Linked DNA regions of Homo sapiens: region 2 is linked to region 1. The links are chromatin loops, found by intact Hi-C in ENCODE. Cell type or tissue: gastrocnemius medialis. All regions are shown on one strand. Links, peaks and the distances in the headings refer to the core of each region. The heading gives the core; the rest is flanking DNA.

What was found. Hi-C counts contacts between places; a loop is a spot of excess contacts. Peaks named below come from ENCODE experiments on the same cell type or tissue, not always from the same donor. Only the 100,000 strongest peaks of a DNase experiment are listed, where the experiment ranks them.
Region 2: it touches region 1 in a loop (2.6-fold over the local background); 3 of 110 quality-filtered maps call a loop at or near these places.

Annotation. Positions count from the first base shown.
Region 1 is chr9:97,693,647-97,704,407 of GRCh38, forward strand. XPA (XPA, DNA damage recognition and repair factor) reads right to left here and starts at 3,694. Exons shown (of 6, transcript NM_000380.4): 1 at 3,475-3,694; 2 at 3-113. The coding sequence starts at 3,646. It overlaps PTCSC2 (papillary thyroid carcinoma susceptibility candidate 2), which reads right to left. Exons shown (of 11, transcript NR_147055.1): 11 at 5,979-6,425. It also overlaps the pseudogene KRT18P13. RefSeq lists enhancers at 3,086-3,145, 3,156-3,205, 10,058-10,761, 10,242-10,361 and a silencer at 3,756-3,855. In gastrocnemius medialis, for the core only: no CTCF peak of the experiment used is centred there; DNase peaks (open chromatin) are centred at 3,356 and 3,745; H3K4me3 peaks cover 2,206 bases; H3K27ac peaks cover 3,252 bases.
Region 2 is chr9:98,028,031-98,039,295 of GRCh38, forward strand. It overlaps the pseudogene RNU6-918P and a transcript of TRIM14 not described here. Among named protein-coding and RNA genes, the nearest start is that of NANS, 23 kb to the right of the region's middle. RefSeq lists enhancers at 6,775-6,884, 7,477-8,676, 7,855-7,924, 8,005-8,144 and a silencer at 9,510-9,559. In gastrocnemius medialis, for the core only: a CTCF peak has its summit at 6,878 (motif pointing left); DNase peaks (open chromatin) are centred at 6,871, 7,871 and 9,531; H3K4me3 peaks cover 280 bases; H3K27ac peaks cover 2,764 bases.

The DNA.
Region 1 (10,761 bases), core at 1-8,000:
ACCTGGTTGATGAACAACTTTTCCAATTTTCTGTTCTTCTTCTTCTTCCTCTTCTAAAATGAAGCCTCCTCCTGTGTCAATTATCTTTGGGGCTGCTTTTACATTAGCCATGCCTACAAAAGTAAGTAAAAGCAGTCAACAATTGAAGTAGGTAAGCCTGTATGTTACCTTGTTCATAAATAGAAAATTCCTTTGAATTCAATATATCTCAAACAACACAAGGATGTCCACAATCACTACTTCTATTCAACATTATACTGAAGGTCCCAGCTAGTCTAACAGAGCAAGAAAACCAAAAAGGCATAAAGGATGAAAAGAAAGAAGTAAAACAGCATCTATTCACAGATGATGTAATTATGTGTGTAAAATATCCACAAGAATCTACAATTAGAATTAAGAAATAACAACCTAGGAAGAGATGTGTACAACCTCTGCCCTGAAAACTACAAAACACTAAGAGAAATCAAAAAGGACTTAAATGGAGAAATATACTGTGTATGGATTTTAAGCCTCAATATTATAAAAACGTCAATTCTTCACAAATTTATCTAAAGATGCAAGGTGATCTCAGCTAGAACTCCAGCAGTGGGGTGCGTTGTGTGTGTGTGCGTGCGCACGTGTGCACCCGGAAATTTCCATTTCATATTTTGGGCCATGGTTGATTGTGGGTAACTAAAGCCACAGAAAGTGAAACCTTGGAAAAGGGAGGTCTAACGTATGCATATCTGACAAAGGACTCACATTCAGAATACATAATAAAATCCTCTAAGTCAGTAAAAGACAACCCAACTTTTAAAAACAGGCAAAAGATTTGAACAGGCACTTCACAAATGAGGATATCCAAACGGCCAAAAAGCACATGAAAAGGTTCTCATTATCTCTAATCATTAGGAAAATACAAATTAAAACCATAATGAAGTATCATTAGACTCTCACCAGAATGTCTAAAATGAAAAAGACTGACAATACCAAGTGTGAGGATGTGGAACAACCAGAACTGCCATTTTGCTGGTGAGATTGGAAACTGATATAATCACCGTTTGGCAATATCTACTAAAGCTTAACATAACTACACCTCTCCTATGACCCAGCAATTCCATCTCCAGGCATATACACAAGAGAAGTGAGTGTGTATGTCCACTAAAATACATAAAAAAGAATGTGTACAGAGGTTTCATTCGTAACAGCCCCAAAGTGGAAACAACCCAAATAGCCACCAAAAGGAAAATGGAAAAAATTGTGGCATAATACAAAAGAATCTATACAACATCTAAATGCACAAACTACCAATGCACGCAACAAAATGTGTGAATCTCTCAGATACTATGTTGCGCAAAAAAAGCCAGATACTGTATGACTCAATGTACATGAAGTTTGGAAATAGGTAATACCAATCAAATGGTCAGAAGAGTATTACTTCTGAGAGTAGAGAGTGGACACCGACTAGGAAGGCGCAATAGGAAAACTTCTAAGGTTCCGGAAGTGTACATGTCTTGATCACGATGGTGTTTACACAAGCATTCACATAGGTAAAATTCAGATGAGTACATTTTACAGTATGTTACACCTCCATTTATTAAGACAGATTAATATGTTTTATTCTGCTACAGTCACTCCCCTTCTCTGGCCTCAATTTCTCCCTCTATTAAATGAAAGGATTAGATTATAAACTTGTTTCCACTGTTAACAGCAATTCTCACACTATAATGCCTGTTCATCTCTCTGTATCCCTTCATTAGACTGAGTGCCTTTACTTGTATACTTCTGACAAATAGTAAACATTCCATGAGTACCAACTGGATGGATAGAAATGAATGAACCTACCAGAATATGTAATATAAATAGCAAAGTAAATGAATGGAATGACAGTAAACACAATGAGAATTAAGAAGAGGGAAAGCTGGAGTAGTCGAGCCCATGACTTGAGCAGGATCCTAAACAATGCTAACTCATGCCCAAAACAAAGTCCGATTTCTCTCTGCTGCTATGCCTTGCTGTTTCCCCAGGACCTTAGCACCACTCTTCGTATTCTAAGCAAGTTTTTTCAGTCTTTCATGGCATATGTCATGGCACACAGAGAAAAAGAAAATTGTATAGTACCATGAAATAAAAGTGTCACAAAGATAAAAATCTCAGCACTTACCTAACTCTTGAAACATGGTGGGTTGTACACAATGCTACAATACAGTTCAGTTCTTGGGGAACTGCCTAAGAAATCTTAAAGAATGTTCATTCTACCTTGCTTTCCATGATCAAAAGTTTAATTTAATGTCAGTTTTTGCTATTTTGCACCTTCCGTTCCACAGCCATGTCGTAGACCTGGAAACCTTTATGGAATCATGACTATGAATTAATCAGTGCAAATGAACTTTCTGTCTGACTCTAGCGTGCCTCAAGTTTAGAAAGGAATAAAAGGTAACCACTATAAAGTAGAAAGGATGAGACCAGTACCATCAAAAGTAGCTGGAATTTGCAGTTTCGGTGTTAGTATGAACATCAAGACATGCTGCCAGCCTCAGACTCTTCTCACTCTCACTACATCTGGCTGATAAAAAAGAGTAATACAGCTCTAAACTGTGCTCGACAAAGGGCAGTATAGAGCTTTAGGAACACATGTACTTCATGTTATAGAGGCAGCCCTGAAGAACTGCCTGTCAACCAAACTATATTTTAAGTATCCTGTTAAAGATTATTAGTTGACCCCAGTGGCAAATTCTATAAGAGAATAATCTGCAATGAGAGATCAGTCCTTAATTTACTTCAATCAATAAACACGTTTTGAGCAACTAGTTTTTGCCAAGAAATCGCAGAGGTCACATGTCCAAGAAATAGACTCATGGAATCTATGGATTAGAATCTTAAAGGTTTACTATCCAGTCCCTTCTTCTGATTGCTGAGTAGGAGATTCTGATTGCTGAATCTCCTCTCCTCCACATAAGTAAGCGTTCTTCCAGTTCCTATTTGAGCGCTTCTAGTAACGGGAAGCTCATGAGAAGCAATCCATTGCACTTTTGGCAACTCTAATTGTTGAAAGCTCTCCCTAACAAACACCAAGATCTGCCTCTTCCATCAACTAGTTCTAGGTATAGAGGCCAGAATCAAGAACTAGTCTAACTCCTCTTTCCGGGACAGCTGAGGCCCTGACACCTGGCAGTGGCTGACACCTCCCGGCCGGGGCGGCTGCATCCCTAAACGAAAAATCGAAGCTGCCAGCAGCCGAGGTGCAGCGAAGAAGGCCCGGGGCTGGGGGTCAGGAGGCCCGCGTGCGACAGAGGAACGCTCTGTGGTCGTGGACAGGACGCTTTGACAAGGCGGCTGGCTGGGCGGATTCCCTCTCCGACTCGGGGAGAATCTGCACACATACGCCAGCGGAGTTGACGCGACCCCCGGGCCCCGGGACTCGGCTTGCACGAGCCAGTCTGGGGACCGGGGAGGCGGGGAGAGGGAAGGGGAAAGCGCGGACGCGGCCCAAACCTCCAGTAGCCGCAGCCGCCGTCGCCGAGTAGGGCCGGGCAGCCAGCCGGGCCTGGCGCAGCATCAGTGCCCGCTGCCGCTTCCGCTCGATACTCGCCCGCACCGAGGCAGGCAGCTCCGCGGGTTGCTCTAAAGCCGCCGCCTCCGGCAAAGCCCCGTCGGCCGCCGCCATCTCTGGCCCACTCCGAGGACCTAGCTCCCAGCTCCACGCACGCGCACTGCACGCCGAGGCGAGCCAGCCGCCCTGCACCGCCTCTGCGCTCCCCGCACCCAGCGGCCTTTCTGAGTGAGAGCGCCTGCGCAGTTAAGGGGCTCGGGGTGGCCTGCCCGGGCGCTGGGCGGAGTCTGGGTATGCGCGGACACGGAGTACCCGCCTAACTACCTGCTCTCTTGTCATCCGGGAGAAGGGTCCGTGCTGAGATCATATCTCACGACCTGGTCACCTTTAAAATAGGTCTCGCTTGGTGATTCAGAGTATAGGCTTTGGAGTCAGGCCTGGGTTAAGTCTGAGCTCTTGACAGTTAAAGTCTGTGTGACCTTGGGCAAGTTATTTAACCAGAGTTCAGTTTCTTCAGTGGTAAAATGAGGATAATTATGGAACCATTTACCGAGTCTTTGGGAGGATTAGATTGCCAGGACAATAACCTGGCACGTAGAAGACCTCAAAAAATGGTAACAGTGAGTAGTAGTAGTGCCAGTCATAGAGCCCAACAGATGATAGTCCTGATTTTATGTTGGATACACGGCCTAGAGACACAGCCTTAGATTTAAAATGAGAAGACCTGGGTTGAAACTCCCAGTTAACTTGCTGTGTGACCTCAGGCAAATGCAGGACTTGCTCCAAGGCTGATATGCATAAGGTTGGCTATCTTTCCCATGGAATATTCCTTCAGTGAGGATGAGCTACTGCCAGGTAGACAGTGGGTTTGGATCTGGGCCAAATATCCTGACTTCCCAAAAGTGTGGCTAGTGTAACAAAAGAAACATAGCAGGCTTTCCCAAAAATGTATGCTTTCCCTTTGTTACAAATAATGCTTAATTGAAACCAGAAAACATTAACTTCTAATTACTACATGTACCATTTAGGACTGGCTTTTAGAAAGACAACCTCACACACTGATGTTTCCCACTAATGTTCAATGGTTAACCTTTCAGAAACACAATTCAGTGTTCTAATTTATCGGTCATATATACATAAAGCTGCAAAACCTCGTATAAAGCAGTTACCTGCTGAAATCTTAGGTTGAATTGGAGATAGAATCTCAAGCCATCCCCATCTCCCTTCCCCTCAGATCCTTCTTTCTCCCTACCCATCAATCTTGCCCAGGTGAAACTATTTCAAATTCCATAACATCAAAAGCACAAGCAACAAAAGAAAAAAAGCTGGACTTCATTAAAATTAAAAACTAGGCTGGGCACAGTGGTTCACACCTGTAATCTCAACAGTTTGGGAGGCCAAGGCAGGAGGATGACTTGAGGTCATGAGTTCAAGACAAGCTGAGGCAACACAGTGAGACCCTGTCACTATTAAAAAATAATAATAATTGGCAAGGTGCAGTGGCTCATGTCTGTAATCCCAGCCCTTTGGGAGGCCAACACAGGAGGATTGCTTGAGACCAGGAGTTCAAGACCAACCTGGGCAATGTAACAAGAACCCATCTCAGGAGGTCAAGGCTGCAGTGAGCTGTGATGGCACCACTACACTCCAGCCTGGGCAACACAATAACATCTTGTCTCAAAAAAAAATTAAAGTCGTCGGCAAAGCCTGAGTCCTGTCCTCTCACTCTCCTCCCTGGACAGCATAAGCTTCACCACTCGCTCCACCTTCTCCACCAACTACCGGTCCCTGGGTTCTGTCCAGGCACCCAGCTACGGTGTCCGGCTGGTCAGCAGCATAGCCAGCGTCTGTACAGGCACGGGGGCTCTGGTTCCCGGATCTCCATGTCCCGCTCCACCAGCTACCTGAGCAGCATGGGTTCCGGGGGCCTGGCCGCGGGGATGGCCAGGGGTCTGGCAGGAATGAGAGGCATCCAGAACAAGAAGGAGACCGTGCAAAACCTGAACAACTGCCTGGCCTCCTACCTGGACAGAATGAGGAGCCTGGAGGCCAAGAACTGGAAGCTGGAGAGTAAAATCCAGGAGCACCTGTAGAAGAAGGGACCCCAGGTCAGAGATGAGCCATTACTTCAAGACCATTGAGGGCCTGAGGACTCAGATCTTCACAAATACTGTGGACAATGCCTGCATTGTTCTGCAGATTGACAATGCTGGTCTTGCTGCTGATGACTTTAGAGTCAAGTATGAGACAGAGCTGGCCATGCGCCAGTCTGTGGAGAGCCACATCCATGGGCTCCGGAGGTCACTGATGACACCAGTGTCACTCGGCTGCAGCTGGAGACAGAGATCGAAGCTCTCAAGGAGGAGCTGCTCTTCATGAAGAAGAACCACGAAGAGGAAGTAAAAGTGTTGTACCCGAGCGAGTTAAAAAAACGCCACACTTTGAGATGAATTAAGAGTCCTTTATTAGCCGGCGACCGAGAGACGGCTAACGCTCAAAATTCTCTCGGCCCCGAGGAAGGGGCTTGATTAACTTTTATACCTTGGTTTAGAAAGGGGGGGTCGTCTAGTTAAAACAATTTTACAGAAGTTAAGTAGTCAAAAAGTTAAAAGGATAAATGGTTACAGGAAAGTAAACAGTTCCAGATGCAGGGGCTTTAAGACTATTACAAGGTTATAGATGCAGGGCTTTGGGCGTTATCAAACAGATGAATTCTTGGGGACTGTGGATATAGCTTGCCACAGTATCTTATCAGTTAATTGCATTCTTGGATGTGCTGGGAGTCAGCTTGCACAAGTTAAGTCCTTGAGGAAGGGGCTGCCAGTGAAAGAGCCAAGATGGAGTTTGTCTGGTTCTCTTAGCTAAGGGAGAGTCTGTTCAGGTGGAAACAAGCCTAGGTGAAAAAGGAAAAATGAGGTTGGGCATTACAAAAGGCCTACAAGCCTAGATTGCCAGCTCTGGGTTGACCATGGAGGTAGATGCCCCCAGTCTCGGGACCTTGCCAAGATCATGGCAGACATCCGGCCCCAATATGATGAGCTGGCTCGGAAGAACTGAGAGGAGCTGGACAAATACTGGTCTCAGCAGATTGAGGAGAGCACCTCAGTGGTCACCACGCAGTCCACCGAGGTTGGAGCTGCTGGGATGATGCTCACGGAGCTGAGATGTATAGTCCAGTCCTTGAAGATCAACCTGGACTCCATGAGAAATCTGAAGGCCAGCTTGGAGAACAGCCTGAGGGAGGTCGAGGCCCGCTATGCCTTGCAGAGGGAGCAGCTCAACGGGATCCTGCTGCACCTGGAGTCAGAGCTGGCACAGACCCGGGCAGAGGGACAGTGCCAGGCTCAAGAGTACAAGGCCCTGCTGAACATCAAGGTCAAGCTGGAGGCTGAGAGCACTGCCTACTGCTGCCTGCTGGAGGATGGCAAGGACTTCAATCTTGGTGATGCCCTGGACAGCAGCAACTCCATGCAAACCATCCAAAAGACCACCACCCGCCGGATAGTGGATGGCAAAGTGGTGTCTGACCAACGACACCAAAGTTCTGAGACATTAAGCCAGCAGAAGCAGGGTACACTTTGGGGAGCAGGAGGCCAATAAAAAGTTCAGAGGTCAAAAAAAAATTGAAAACTTTTCTACGTCAAAGAACACTATGAAGAAAATTGGGGTAAAAACCCCACAGAATGGGAGAAAATATTTGCAAATCAGATATCCAATAAGGGTCTAGTATCCAGAATTTATAACAAACACTTTCAGCTCAACAACAGAAAGACAACCCAATTTAAAAATGAGCAAGGGACTTAAATTGACATTTTTCCGAAGAGGATGTACTGATGGCCAACAAACACATGAAAATATATTCATCATTAGTCATTAGGGAAATGCAAATTAAGGCACAGTGAGATACCACTTCACACCTCCAGGCAAGCCTTCCTCCTGTAATTTCAACCCTGCCAACAAACCCCCTCTCTCAGTCCCCCTCCCACCACCATCCCCTCCTCCTTCTCCTTCGGCTCCGCTCCCCCACCCCCTTATCCTGGTCCTCCATCCCAACCTTCCTTCTCCACTGCACACCCGGTCTTGCACCCAACCCCCTTCTGCCAAAGGTCACTCCCACTACCAAAGGTCTTACAAAGTCCTTCCCTTGAGAAAGGTGTTAGGGCCGAAGGCATAGTCCAAGTTCATGTTCCCTTCTCCCTAGCCAACCTCTCCCAGCTTAAAAAGAGACTTAGCTCCTTTTCCACCGACCCCAGCTCCTCCCACAAGGAATTTCTGTATGTCACTGAATCTTATGACCTTACCTGGCATGACGTTTATGTCATCCTCTACTCCTCCCTCATCCCGGATGACAGGGAATGTATCCAGACAACCACCCAGGCCCATGCAGACACCCTCCACCAACAAGATGCTGCCCATAACCTTATAGGGACCCTAGCTGTCCCCAGAACTGACCCCAATTGGGATTATGAAGCAGTTTCCTCAGACAGACAGAAACGAAGCTATATGATATCATGCCTCCTAGCTGGCATGGATAAAGCTGCCCTTAAGGCTGTAAACTCTGAAAAGATAAAAGAAATCACTCAAGGCCCCAATGAAAACCCTGCTCTTTTCTTCTCCCGCATTTCAGAGGCCATAACTAATTATACCACCTTAAGCCCTGATACCAATGGGGGCAGAATCTACCTACCCATTTACACTTCATTTCCCAGTCAGCCCCCAACGTCTGAAAGAAACTTAAAAAACTAGAAGATGGCCCTCAAACCTCCCAAAGAGACTTAATCAAAGTGGCCTTTATGGTCTTTAATGATGATGGCTAGAATTTAAAAAAAGAACAAAAGAAAGAAAAGAAAAGAAGTATTGGCAAAGATGTAAAAAAAATTGGAACCCTCATACATTATTGGTGGGAATGTAAACTAGTGCAGCTGCCACGAAAAACAGTTTGTCCCTCAAAACACGAAACATAGGATTACCATATGAGTCAGTAATTCCACTCATGAGTATGTTCCCACAAGACTAAAAACAGGTGTGTGAAGAAAAACTTGCACACAAACGTTCACGTAGCACTATTCACAATAACCAAAAGCTGGAAACTACCCAACTGCCCATCAACTGATGAATGGATAAACAAAATATAGTATATCCATACAAAGAAATATTATTCAGCCATAAAAAAGAATGAAGTACTGACACATGCCACAACATGGATAAACCTCGAAAATACGATGCTAAGTGAAAGAAGCCAGACATGAAATGCCACAGAGTGTATGATTCCATTTACATGAAACATTCAGAATAAGCAAACCTACAGTGACAGAAAGCAGATTAGTAGTTGTCATGGGCTGAAAGGAAGAGGAACCGGGGAATGAGTGCTTAATAGATAAGGGGTTTCCTTCTGAGACAATAAAAATGTTATGGAACTAGATGGTGGTGATGGTTGCACGACATTGTGAATGTACCACATGTCACTAATGGTCCATTTTATTTTATATATATTGTACCACAATTTAAAAAAAACTCAGTATCTCTCTGGGCTCAGGTAGGTAATAGAAGTTAATGAACCTAGCCCGTTGTGAAACTGAGGCGAACTGGAGTGTGGAGATCTCCCTTAAAGAGGACACCTACTATACAACTCCAGCTGATAGTTTTAAAGAAAGAATTTGGGACCCTTGTTGCCAGATTTTTCAATCTTTCAAGAAAAGCAAAAATCAAATTTGAATGCATGTAGAGGTCTCTTGGTAACTTGTTAAAATGCATATTTTAACTCAGTAGGTCTATGGTAGGACCCAAGAATATGCATTTCTTTTTTTTTTTAGACTTTATCTTTGGAGTAATATTAAGTTCACAGTAAAACTGAGAGTAAGGTACAAAGATTTTCCACATACTCCCTGCTCCCACACATACATATCTTCCCCCATTATTAACGTCCTCAACCAGGGCGGTGCATCTGTTACAACTGATGAAGCTACATTGACACATCATCATCACCCAAAGTCCATAGTTTACATTAGGGCTGTTCTTGGAGTTGTACATTCTGAGTTTGAACAAATGTATAATGGCATGTGTCTACCATTACAGTAAAGAATGTGAGTGTCTAATAAGAAATGCCATTATCTCTGGTGGTGCTACGGCACCACAGATCACACTTGGAATGGTAAGGGTCTAGATTACAGGTTCCCAAACTTGGCTGTACCGGGAAGCACCCAGAGTGTTTAATAAATACCAATGCTTAGGCCCCACCCCCAGGGATTCTGATGTCATGGGGTCAGAGTGAGATCTGAGCATCAGGATTTTGTAAAGCCCCACACCCCCCCCCCACATCATTCTAATGGGCAGCCAAATTTGAGAGCCCGCATACTAGATGGCCCTTATGGACTCCATAGCCCTAATGATCTCTCATGTGGTGAAATATTTCTAGAGGACAAGGTCACAGTTTTCCCCCAAGGTAACCTTTTGAAAATAATTAATCCGGAGAACCTCCTCCCCAACAAAGCATTCCAAGCCTCAATGCTGGAGAATGTGACCTACAGCTCGGATGTTGTATAGGCTCTAGATTCTGTAACTCTTGGCAGCTTTTGTAACTGTGTTCTTCTTTGGCCGGTAACTCCTTCTTTGGTGTACTGACTTTCGTTAGCAAGTTTCGTATAGTTGGGTAAAAATGACTCCTTTGGAGAAAAGAAGAATGCATATAGCCCACAGGGTGACAGAGGCTTGAGGGCTTGCCCAGAGCAAAGCAGCATGAGTCATTTTGGTCAGGGCACAAAAGGGAAACAGGCAAGGAAAATAGAGCAGTAGATGTGTTCTTGAGTCTCCTGATTCAGTCTCGGGGAAACCTGTGACTGCATTTATCTCCCTGCTTTCTACCTCCCTCACCTCCCAAACCAGCTGTGGTCCTGGCTCAAAGAGGAATACTTAACAAAACATAGAAAGAATTGAAAGCCGTCACCGAAGCCTCAAAAAGAGCAGGAAGGTAAGAATGGAGGCCAGAAAGGAGAGTGAGAAACTTGGCAGTGTTTCCTGACAGGGCCTGCTCTCTAAGTGCGTTACCGGGGTGACTCATGCCTGAGATGACAGGGTATGAACACATTTGTCTTTATTATCTAGTAAATAGTACCTGTGTGTGGCTTTCTTTTTTGTTTTTATTTCTCCCCTGGTTCCCTGGGGCTTTACTTCTTAATGTGGTCACTTTGAACATCATTGGCATCAATTCACAACAGGGAAACATCTGTGAG
Region 2 (11,265 bases), core at 1,961-9,960, 340 kb after region 1:
TGTTTTTTGAGATGGAGTTTTGCTCTTGTTGCCCAGGCTGGAGTGCAATGGTGCTATCTCAGCTCACTGCAATCTCTGCCTCCCGGGTTCAAGAGATTCTCCTGCCTCAGCCTCCTGAGTAGCTGGGATTACAGGTGCCCACCACCATGCCTGGCTAATTTTTGTATTTTTAGTAGAGACGGGGTTTCACAATGTTGGTCAGGCTGGTCCTGAACTCCTAACCTCAGGTGATCCGCCCACCTTGGCATCCCACAGTGCTGGGATTACAGGCATGAGCCACCGTGCCCAGCCCCTAAAGCCAGTTCAGATGACCCTGAAGACAGGGTCCTCAGAAGCCTAGGGTGTCACATGCATCCATGCTTCCAAGTCCACCAGTAAGATAAGGTCTGAGGTGCATCATTGCTAATCTGTCATAGAGCAATTCAAGGGTTCGGGTTGGGGTTGAGGCCAGACTAAGGAGAGCTGGGCAGTGGGAGGGATAAGTGGAGATAATAAGTGTCCTTCAAGAGGATTGGTTGTGAAGAGGAGAGAGAAGGTGAGAGGTGAAGAAAGGACAAGGGGTGTAAGGAGCTTCCCCAGCAAGCTGCAAGACCTGACCATGATTCAATGCTCATGCAAAATGCCAGCTGAAAAGGGGAGGTTGAATACACAGGAAGGGAGATAGACCATTAGGCAGGTTTTCTCCAAAAGCCTCATGATGCATAACTAAGATTGGGGTTTGAGAATTGGAGGATAGAGAATTTAAGTTTGATATAAAGAAAAAATAAGGAACAAAAGAACAGACCTGTGAATCAGTGGAAAGGTCTTTGCAGACAAAGATGGGACTGTTGGTACTTGTGAATACTGCAGAAAGAGATCCTAGCTCCATATACAGGTTGGACAAAATGAGGGCTGAAGTGCCTTTCAAAGATTTAAATTCTTGATCCCATCCCACATTTTATTTTATGGCGAGGGGGTGCACAATTTACAAATGAACTACATATTTCTGATTGAGAATGGCTAATAAAATTCTCATTATTTCATTCAAGGTCCCTAAATACCCACTGTGTTCCAAGCACTGGGTTGGGACACAGCAGATCTGAGTTCCATACACTAAGCCTTTTCCACTTAATGTCAGTTATTTAAATGGATCAGGTCAAGTGCGATAGTGCGCACCTGTAATCTTAGCTACTCAAGAGGCTGAGGTGGGAGGATGGCTTGAGGCCAGGAATTGGAGGCTGCAGTGTGCTATAATCACACCTGTGAATAGCCACTGCACTCCAGCCTAGGCAATGTGGCAAGATCCCATCTCTAAAAATAAAAATAAACAATTTTAAAAGGGCTGGGCATAGTGGCTCACATCTGTAATTCCAGCACTTTGAGAGGCCAAGGCCGGAGGATTTTTTGAGGCCAGGAGTTTGAGAACAGCCTGGGCCACAAAGTAAGATCCCCATCTCTACAAAAAAAATTTAAAAATTAGCTGGGCATGGTAGCATGTACCTGTAGTCCAGTTTCTTGGGTGGCTGAGGCAGAAGGATCCCTTGAACCCAGGAGATCAAGGTTACAGTGAACTGTGATCACACCTCTGTACTCCAGCCTGGAGTACACTGGGCAACAGAGTGAGACCCTGTCTCTTAAAAAAAATAAAAAATAAAAAATGGGATCAATTTCTGTATAAGTCATTGTTTGCACTCACCTTGTTGGTAAACTGGGAGCAGCTGCGGCTGGAGGACAGTTGAGGCATGTTATCTTGGGATTGCTGAATGCTGCAGTTCACAGTGGGGAGGATCTCCACTTCATTCCTTCTTTACCATCTCAAGAGCTCCTGAGAAAGCTGGAGGTTTGGCCGGGTATGGTGGCTCATGCCTGTAACCCCAGCATTTTTGGAGGCTGAGGCGGGCAGATCACTTGAGGCCAGGAGTTCAGGACCAGCCTGGCCAACATGGTGAAACCCTGTCTCTACTAAAAATACAAAAATTATCTAGGCATGGTGGTGCGCACCTGTAGTCCCAGCTATGTGGGAGGTTGAGGCATGAGAATCTCTTGAACCAGGAGGTGGAGGCTGCAGTGAGCCAAGATTGTGCCACTGCACTCCAGCCTGATCGAGAGAGTGAGACTCCATCTCCAAACAAAAAAAAAAAAAAAAAAAAAAAAAAAAGGAAAAAGAAGAAAGGTGGAGGTTTTTGGAGCATTCTCAGAGTGCAGTATTTGTTTCTAAGTCTCAGCAGGGGATGTAGAGATGGGGCAGAGGCAGGTGGTTCTTCCATTCCACCCCAAACCTCACTGGACTCAGACTCTCAGGGATACACTATAATGACTGCTAACTTTGGTAGCACCTGCACCTAGTGTAGCTTCCTAATGCTTCCGTGAATCCCAGGGAGAACACTGTAAAATGATCATATGATCTTTTATTTCTCACTTAATTCATTCTGTGTCATTCCATTGGTTTGTGAATTGTGTCAATAGATAGAAAGTTTGGACTGTGGGTGTCTGGAAATATATCCACCCCTTCTACATTAATTCTTATGAAAAAATATTTTATTCACCTTTTTTACTGTAAGATGAATTTCCCAGTAATGTAACCTTGATGCAAATAAATGCTCTAACCGTTGTGCCAAAAGTTGCAATTAATAAACCCAATGTCTTGTTCTTCTTCTCAACCCAATTCTAAAATGAGGGTTTTCTCTAAGATGCAAATTCTAACACACACGAATAATCTTCTCATATAAGGTTGATGGTTTCTCTAACACAAAACTCTTAACAGTCTGGATATAAAGTGGCTGTACTAGGATGTATTCAATTTCATAAAGTTCTCTACAGCTTGTAGCTCCATTAGAAACAAATCTCAGCGTCTCAAAAACCCTCAGAAAACTAGGAATAGAGGGAACTTCCTGAATTTGATTAAGAACATCTACAAAACCCTGCATTTAATACTATACTTAATGGTGAAAAATGGAATGCTTTCTTTCTAAGATTGGGAACAAGGCAAGGATGTCCACTCTCACCACTCTTATTCAACATACAACTGAACATTCTAGGCAGTGTAACAGGCAAGAAAGAAAAGAAAAGAAAAGGCACACATTTCAGAAAGGCAAAAATAAAATGGTCTGTATTTGCAGATGATACGATGTGGTAGAAAGTCCCAAAGAATCTACACACACACACACACACACACACACACACACACATACACACACACATACACACATACAAAATTCCTAGAATCTATATACTAATGAACATATGGAAACCAAAATTAAAAATAAAATACCATTTATAATCACTCAAAACATGGAATATTTGGGTGGAAATCTAACAAAACATGTATAGGATTTCTATGCTGAAAACTATAAAATGCTGATGAAGGAAATCAAAGAATATCTAAATAAACTGAGAGGTAAAACTGTGTTCATGGGTTGGAAGACTAAACATAATAAAGTTGTCAATTATTCCCATATTGGCACACTTTCTATCAAAATTCCAACAAAATCTATTTCTTGCAAATATTGACAAAACTTTTCTAAAATTTATGTGGAAAGGCAAAGGAACTAGAATAGCTAGAATAATTTTAGATGGTTTATTAAAATTTAGCTAATTTTAGAGAAAAATCAGTCTACCTAAGTTCAAAACCTGTTATATGGTCACAGTGTGGTTCTGGCCCAGGAATAGCACACAGATCAATGGAACAGAACACAGAACTCGGAAACAGAGCCACACAACTATTTTTGACTGCTGATTTTTGACAAAGGTGCAAAAGCAATCAATGGAGACAAGTCTTTTCAACAAATGGTGCTGAAGCAACTGGACATCTATAGGCCCCAAAATCAACCAAACAACAAAACTTTGACATAAGTCTCATATATTGTACAAAAATTAACTTAAAATGGACCTCAGTGCCAGACGTGGTGGCTCACGCCTGTCATCCTAACACTTTAGGAGGCCAAGGAGGGAGGATCACTTGAGGCCAGAAGTTTGAGACCAACATGGCAAGACCTTGTCTCTACAAAAAACACAAAAATTTGTTGAGCATTGTGGGGCACACTTGCAGTCCCAGCTACTACAGAGGTTGTGGTGGAAGGATCGCTTGAGCTTGGGTGATGGAGGCTGCAGCAAGCTATGACTGCATCACTGCATTCCAGCCTGGGTGACAGAGCAAAATCCTGTCTCAAAAAAAAAAAAAGACCTCAGACTAAAATGTAAACATAAGACCATAAGACTTTCTGCTCACTTTGGCAACACATAAACCAAAACTGGAATGATACAGAGTAGATTAGCATGGCCCCATGTAAGGATGATATAAAAATTTGTGAAGCATTTCATATTTTAAAAACAATTCTATAAAAAATTTAGAAAAAAAAAAGAAGCACAGGAGAAAACATTTGGGATCTAGAGTGAGACAAAGAGCTCTTAAACTTAGCCCCCAAAACATGATTCATAAAAGGAAACATTTATATATTGGACTTTGTCAAAATTAAAAGCTTTTGCTCTGCAAAAGACCTTGTAAAGAGGATAAAAAGACAAGCTACAGCTACAGACTGGGAGAAAATATTTGCAAACCACATACCTGACAAAAGGACTAGTAACTAGAAATATGAAGCACTCTCAAAACTCAACAGCAAAAAAACAAGAATAGAATTAGAAAATGGGCAAAAGACATGAAGAGATTTCACTGAAGAGGATATACAGAAGGCAAATAAGCACATGAAAAGATGTTCAACATTATTATTAGCCATTTGGGAAATGCAAATTAAAATCACAATGAGATATCACTGCACTCCTCTCAGAATGGAAAAAATGAAAAATAAGGACAACACCAAATGCTAGTGAGAATGCAGAGAAACTGATCAATTATATATGTCTGGTGAGAATGTAAAATCATACAGCCACTCTGGAAAACAGTTTGGCAGTTTCTTATAAAAATGAAACATGTGCCAGGCACAGTGGCTCACGCCTGTAATCCCAGCACTTTGGGAGGCTGAGGCGGGTGGATCACTTAAGGTCAGGAGTTCGAGACCAGCCTGACCAACGTGGTGAAACCCATCTCTACTAAAAATACAAAAATTAGCCGGGCATGGTGGTGCATGCCTGTAATCTCAGCTACTCAGGAGGCTGAGGCGGGAGAATCGCTTGAACCCAGGAGACAGAAGTTGTGGTGATTGAGATCACACCACTGCATGCCAGCCTAGGCAACAGAGTGAGACTCCATCTCAAAAAAATTAAAATAAAATAAAAAATAAATAAAAAGGAACACACTACCCATACACAAAACAACCAGGATGAATCTCCAGGGAATCATGCTGAGGGAAAAAAGCCAGCCCCCAAAGGTTACAGAACTGCATGGTTCTGTTTATTAAAAACCCTCTTAAAATGACACAATTATAGAAATGGAAAATATTAGTGGTTGGCAGAGGTTAGGGAGGGGGTGGGGCTGGAGGGAAGTGGGTGTGGCTATACAAATCAAAATGATGGGTTTATTGGGGTGTTATGGGGTGATTCAGAAAATCCAAGGAAGGGTCTCAAAAGAGTTGAAACTGGGCAGCTCTGGGCAACTCAGTTGGCAGAAGTTTATGGACTTGCCATTCCTCATGATTTCCGGGCTACAGAGTCATCATTAGCAGAGAGAATCGTGAGAGAAGAGAACCTGGTTGATAGAGCTTTGGAAGGATAGCCAAACATCAAGGCTGGGCACAATGTCTCATGCCTATAATCCCAGCACTTTGGGAAGCTGAGGTGGGAGGATGACTTGAGCCCAGGAGTTTGAGACTAGCCTGGGTAACATGGCAAAACCCCATCTCTACCAAAAAACATTATCTGGGCAGGGTGGCACACATTTGTGGTCCCCAGCTACTCAGGAGGCTGAGGTGGGAGGATCACTGAGCCTGGGAGTTCAAGGCTGCAGGTGCCACTGCATTCCAGCTTGGGTGACAGAGTGAGACCCTGTCTCAAAAAAAAAAAAAAAAATCCACATCCTTGTTATTATTTATCTTTCCAATTTTAAATATCCTAGCAAGTGCGAAGTGGTATCTCACCATGGGTTTGGTTTGCATTTCCTGATAGTTAACTATGTTGAGCATCTTTTCATGTGCTTATTGACCCAGAGATGATCTTCTATCACATGTCTGCATCAGGTTGGTCAGCTTCCGGGGACAGTATCACACGGCGGAGCCCAAGTTACTATGGGGCGCTCTGGTTCCTGGGGTTGTTTTCAGAGATGACCATGAGGAAGCAGTGTGGTGAGAAAGGTCTCCCATGAAGATACGGATTTTTTTTGTTTTGTTTTTGTTTTTTTTCGAGACAGGGTCTTACTCTGTTGCCCAAGCTGGAGTGCAATGGCACGATCTTGGCTCACTGCAATATCCACCGCCCAGGTTCAAGCGATTCTCCTGCCTCAGCCTCCCAAGTAGCTGAGACTACAGGCGCCCACCACCACACCCAGCTAATTTTTGTATTTTTAGTAGAGACGGGGTTTCACCATGTTGGCCAGGCTGGTCTCGAACTCCTGACCTCAGGTGATCCTCCTGCCACTGCACCTGGGGAAATTTTGAAGCCCTAGAATGGAGGAGATTCCCAATGACAGTGAGGGAGAAGCGTGAGAGTTGTGAAAGCTTTGGGGACCCTTTGAAGTTAAGGGTGAGATGAGAAGGTGGAGACACGTCAGACCAACTGTCCTAACTGGGTACGGGGAGGGGCAGGACCAGCCAAACTAGGGATGAGGCCAGTGACAGGGATAAACTGTCAAGATGAGGTCTGAGGGTGGGAAGGTCCCCGCAGGTTGCGGGCGGTGGAAACAGGCATGGGAGCAGGGGCTCAGGAATGAGACCCCTCCCTGAGTGTTTCGGCAGGTCTGAGCCAACGGGGCCTTACACACCTCTTCTCACGTAGTCCTCACTACTGCCCTCTGGTGGTGGCTGTCTCCATTTCACAGGGGAGGACGTTGAGAAGTTCCTCTGCGTGAAAGGACAGAGCTGGGAGGTGAACCCCGGCCTGAATTATCCAAAACCCTGTGCACTTCTCAGGACACTGTAGTGTTCCAGGACCCCATAGGGACCCAGTGAGGGAAGAGATTATTATCATTTGGAAGACATTTGGGGTGGGGGTCTCAGCCAAAACATCAACTCATCAGAAAGACTCCTCTTGGCCACCCATCTAAAGAAGGTCCCTTTCCTCATTTCTCACGCGGCACTCAATTAGTTTCTTCACTGCCCTCATCATAATTCAAGACCATATAGTTATACGTGAATATAGTTTACTTTTATTGTAAACTACAGTTTGCAGGAAAAGGACCGTGGAGGCCTCTTTTGTTCCGCATTCTATCCCCAGCACCTGCTGTGGTACCAGGCACGCAAGCAGGCACTCGAAACTGCTTTGGTGGATGCAGCAGTGGGGTGCACTGGAAAACGGAGGCAAATGAGGGATGTCAGAGGTCACAAGCCTCCACCAGAGACTGAAGGTGTTGACTTTCACCCCCCACACCCTCCAGAGTGTGATGGGGGGTTTGCTCTCTCAGGGTCAGCATAAAAATGATGCTTATGTTACAGGGATGAGAACCAAGGTTGGGGAAGCAGAAAGTAGGTGGTGTGACCAGCGAGGGTGTGATCAGCAAGGGTGCCGAAAATGGGACAACTGACAGCCTTGGAAGAAGCAGGTTCTTTGGCCATGGGACCTGAGGCAGGCCCTCAGCAGCTGGGGTTGGGCAGCTTGGGTGGCTCCATGCTTCACTTCTTCCTCTGAGGAACTGGCCAGAAAGCTGACTTCAGCGACGACTCAGGGAACAGTCAGGTTCACCCAAGGGGCAGAATGTGGCCTGAGAACAGATGAAGTCAGTTACGCCTCAGTCATCGCTGTCATATTTTCTCTTCTGCACTTGCTCATTCAGAAAATATTTATTGGCATCTACTAGGTATTAAGAAGTCCTTGTAGGCCGGGTGTGGTGGCTCACGGCTGTAATCCCAGCACTTTGGGAGGCCGAGGTGGGTGGATTACGAGGTCAGGAATTCGAGACCAGCCTGACCAACATGGTGAAACCCCATCTCTACTAAAAATACAAAAATTAGCCAGGCGTGGTGGCATGTGCCTGTAATCCCAGCTGAGGCAGGAGAATCGCTTGGACCCAGGAAGCGGAGGTTGCAGTGAGCAGAGATCGTGCCATTGCATTCCAGCCTGGGCAACAGAGTGAGACTCTGTCTCAAAAAAACAGAAAAAAAGAAAAAGAAAAAGAAAAAAAGAAGTCCTTGTAATGCCAGCACTTTGGGAGGCCGAGGCAGGCAGATCACCTGAGGTCAAGATTTTGAGACCAGCCTGGCCAACATGGTGAAAACCCATCTCTACTAAAAATACGAAAATTAGCCAGGCCTGGTGGCATGTGCCTATACTCCCAACTACTTGGGAAGCTGAAGCAGGAGAATCGCAGGAATCTGGGAGGCAGAGGTTGCAGTGAGCCAAGATCATGCCACTACACTCCAACCTGGGTGACAGAGTGAGACTCCATCTGAAAAAAAAAAAAAAAAAAATGCTAGGCAAGGTGGCTCACATCTGTAATCCCAGCACTTTGGGAGGTTCAGATGGGTGGATCACCTGAGGTTAGGAGTTCAAAACCAGCCTAACCAACATGGAGAAACCCCATCTCTACTGAAAATACAGTATTAGCCAGGGGGATTGGGGGCTCATGCCTGTAATCCCAGCTACTCAGGAGGCTGAGGCAGGAGAATTGCTTGAACCCGGGAGGCAGAGCTTACGGTGAGCCCAGATCGCACCATTGCATTCCAGCCTGGGCAACAAGAGTGAAACTCGGTCTCAAAAAAACAAAACAAAACAAAAAGTCCTGTGCTTGGTGCTGGGGATAGAGTAGGAGAGAGTCCATGCCCTGATCCCCTGGCCCCGTAGGACACAGTGACAATGCAAGGCTCCAGGCAACCTCAGGCAGAGGCCTGACCTGACTTGTCACCTTGTCTCTCTAGGGCTTTGCCCTGGGTTCAGTGCTGGGAAGGTACTCCAAATGGTTCCTTAACTGAAGGCGCCTACACTCTAGAGGGAATGACAGACAAAAGAGGCAGATGTCATAAAGGGTGAGAAGTGGGCAAAGAAGGGGCCGGGCACGGTGGCTCACACCTGTAATCCCAGCACTTTGGGAGGCTGAGGCAGGAGGATCACTTGAGGTCAGGGGTTTGAGACCAGCCTGGCCAACATGGTGAAAGCCTGTCTCTACTAAAAATACAAAAATAAGCTGGGTGTGGTGGCAGGCACCTGTAATCCCAGCTACTTGGGAGGCTGAAGCAGGAGAATTGATCAAACCCAGGAGGTGGAGGTTGCAGTGAGCTGAGATCGTGCCACTGCACTCCAGTCCGGGCGACAGAGCAAGACTCCATCTCAAACAAACAAACAAACAAAAAAAAGTGGGTGAAGAAGAGGGTCTTGTGGGAGCCCAGAGATGGTTACTGGGGAGATCAGAGAAAGTTCTGAGAGGAAGCAGCTTGTGCACTGAAGGACCTGCAGACAGTAGCCAGGCAAGGCTCAGTGTGGGAGGGTGGAGGAGTGGGGAGTGTGCAGGAACAGGAAACAGGCTGTGCCAAGACCTGGAGGTGACAGAACATGATCCTTTAGGGAACTCAAAATAGTTCTGTGTAGCTGGAGCACAGAGTGGCAAAAAATTAGGCAGGAGTCCTAAAGGCTAGAAGAAGTTTTCTAGGAGCCAACTTCAAAAGGAGCTTGGCACAGTTGGGGTAGCCACTGGGGCCTCAAACTCCAGAGGGTCTAATCTGGAAACTGGACCCCCATCCTCAACCTTGACCCCGTGACCTAGCACTCTGGGTACTCTAGCTTCTCCAAACTAAGTTCTTCCTTGCCTTCTCCTGTTAACAACAGGAAAGAGTCTGGTTTAATATGTTGTTATTACTTGTTTTTCTTTGAGATGGGATCTCATAATGTTGCCCAGGCTGGCCTCTAACTCCTGGGCTCAAGCAATCCTCATGGCCTCAGCCTCCCAAGTAGCTGGAAGGCTACAGGTACATGCCAGTGCACCCGGCTCTTATTTTTATTTTTATTTTATTGTATTTTATTTTTGAGATGGAGTCTTTCTGTGTCACCCAGGCTGTAGTACAGTGGCATGATCTCGGCTCACTGCAACCTCCACCTCTTGAGTTGAAGCTATTCTCCTGCCTCAGCCTCCTGAGTAGCTGGGATTACAGGCACGAGCCACCATGTCCAGCTAATGTTTTGTATTTTTAGTAGAGATGGGTTTTCACCATGTTGGTCAGGCTGGTCTCAAACTCCTGACCTCAAGTTATCTGCCCACCTAAGCCTCCCAAAGTGCTGGGACTACAGGCATGAGCTACCAAGCCCGGCCTAATTTATTTTTAAAGAACTTCCTACATGTTCTCAGCCATTTGGACAGATTGAACATTGATTCATTATCCAAGCAGAAAAAGCACCAGAAACTGACTTTAAATCCAAGAATAAGAGTGGAATGAAAATTGATTCTTTCCTCTTTACTATAGTAAGACAAAGTACTACGTTACTTTACTGAAAATTTTTATTTAGTCACAAATGAGCCTAACTTGCTTTCGTGAGATGACTATTTTTAAATGTGATTTCTCTTTTTTCCTTTTAATTTCCACTTATTCACAAATTATACAAAACTGCAATAGCTTTCTTCAGTCAAAAGCGACTGAGTTACTTTAGTGCTGGATTTCATTTTCTCTGTGATCAGAGTCCGCTGCTCAGCCTCACCCCAGAATGTGAAGGCCATTTAAACCTGAGACACGGCCAGGTGTGGTGGCTCATGCCTGTAATCCCAGCACTTTGGGAGGCCGAGGCAGGCGGATTATGAGGTCAGGAGTCTGAGACCAGTCTGGCCAGCATAGTGAAACCCCGCCTCTACTAAAAAATACAAAAATTAGCCAGGTGTGGTAGCAGGTGCCTGTAGTCCCAGCTACTGGGGAGGCTGAGGCAGGAGAATCGCTTGAACCCAGGAGGCAGAGGTTGCAGTGAGCCGAGGTCGCGCCACTGCACCCCAGCCTGGCGACAGAGAGAGACTACGTCTAAAAAAAAAAACCAAAAAAAACCTGAGACACTAAACACATGCCCTCTAGAGTAGCACACCCGTATTTCATGCATGATAAGTGAACCTGCTTCAACCTTCCTCCCTCTTATTTTTACTTTTAGAGACAGACTCTCACTCCATTGCCCAGGCTGGAGTGCAGTAGCATGTCACGGCTCACTGCAGCCTCCACCTCTGGAGGCTCAAGCAATCTTCCTGCCTCAGCCTCTTGGGTAGCTGTGTAGCTGGGA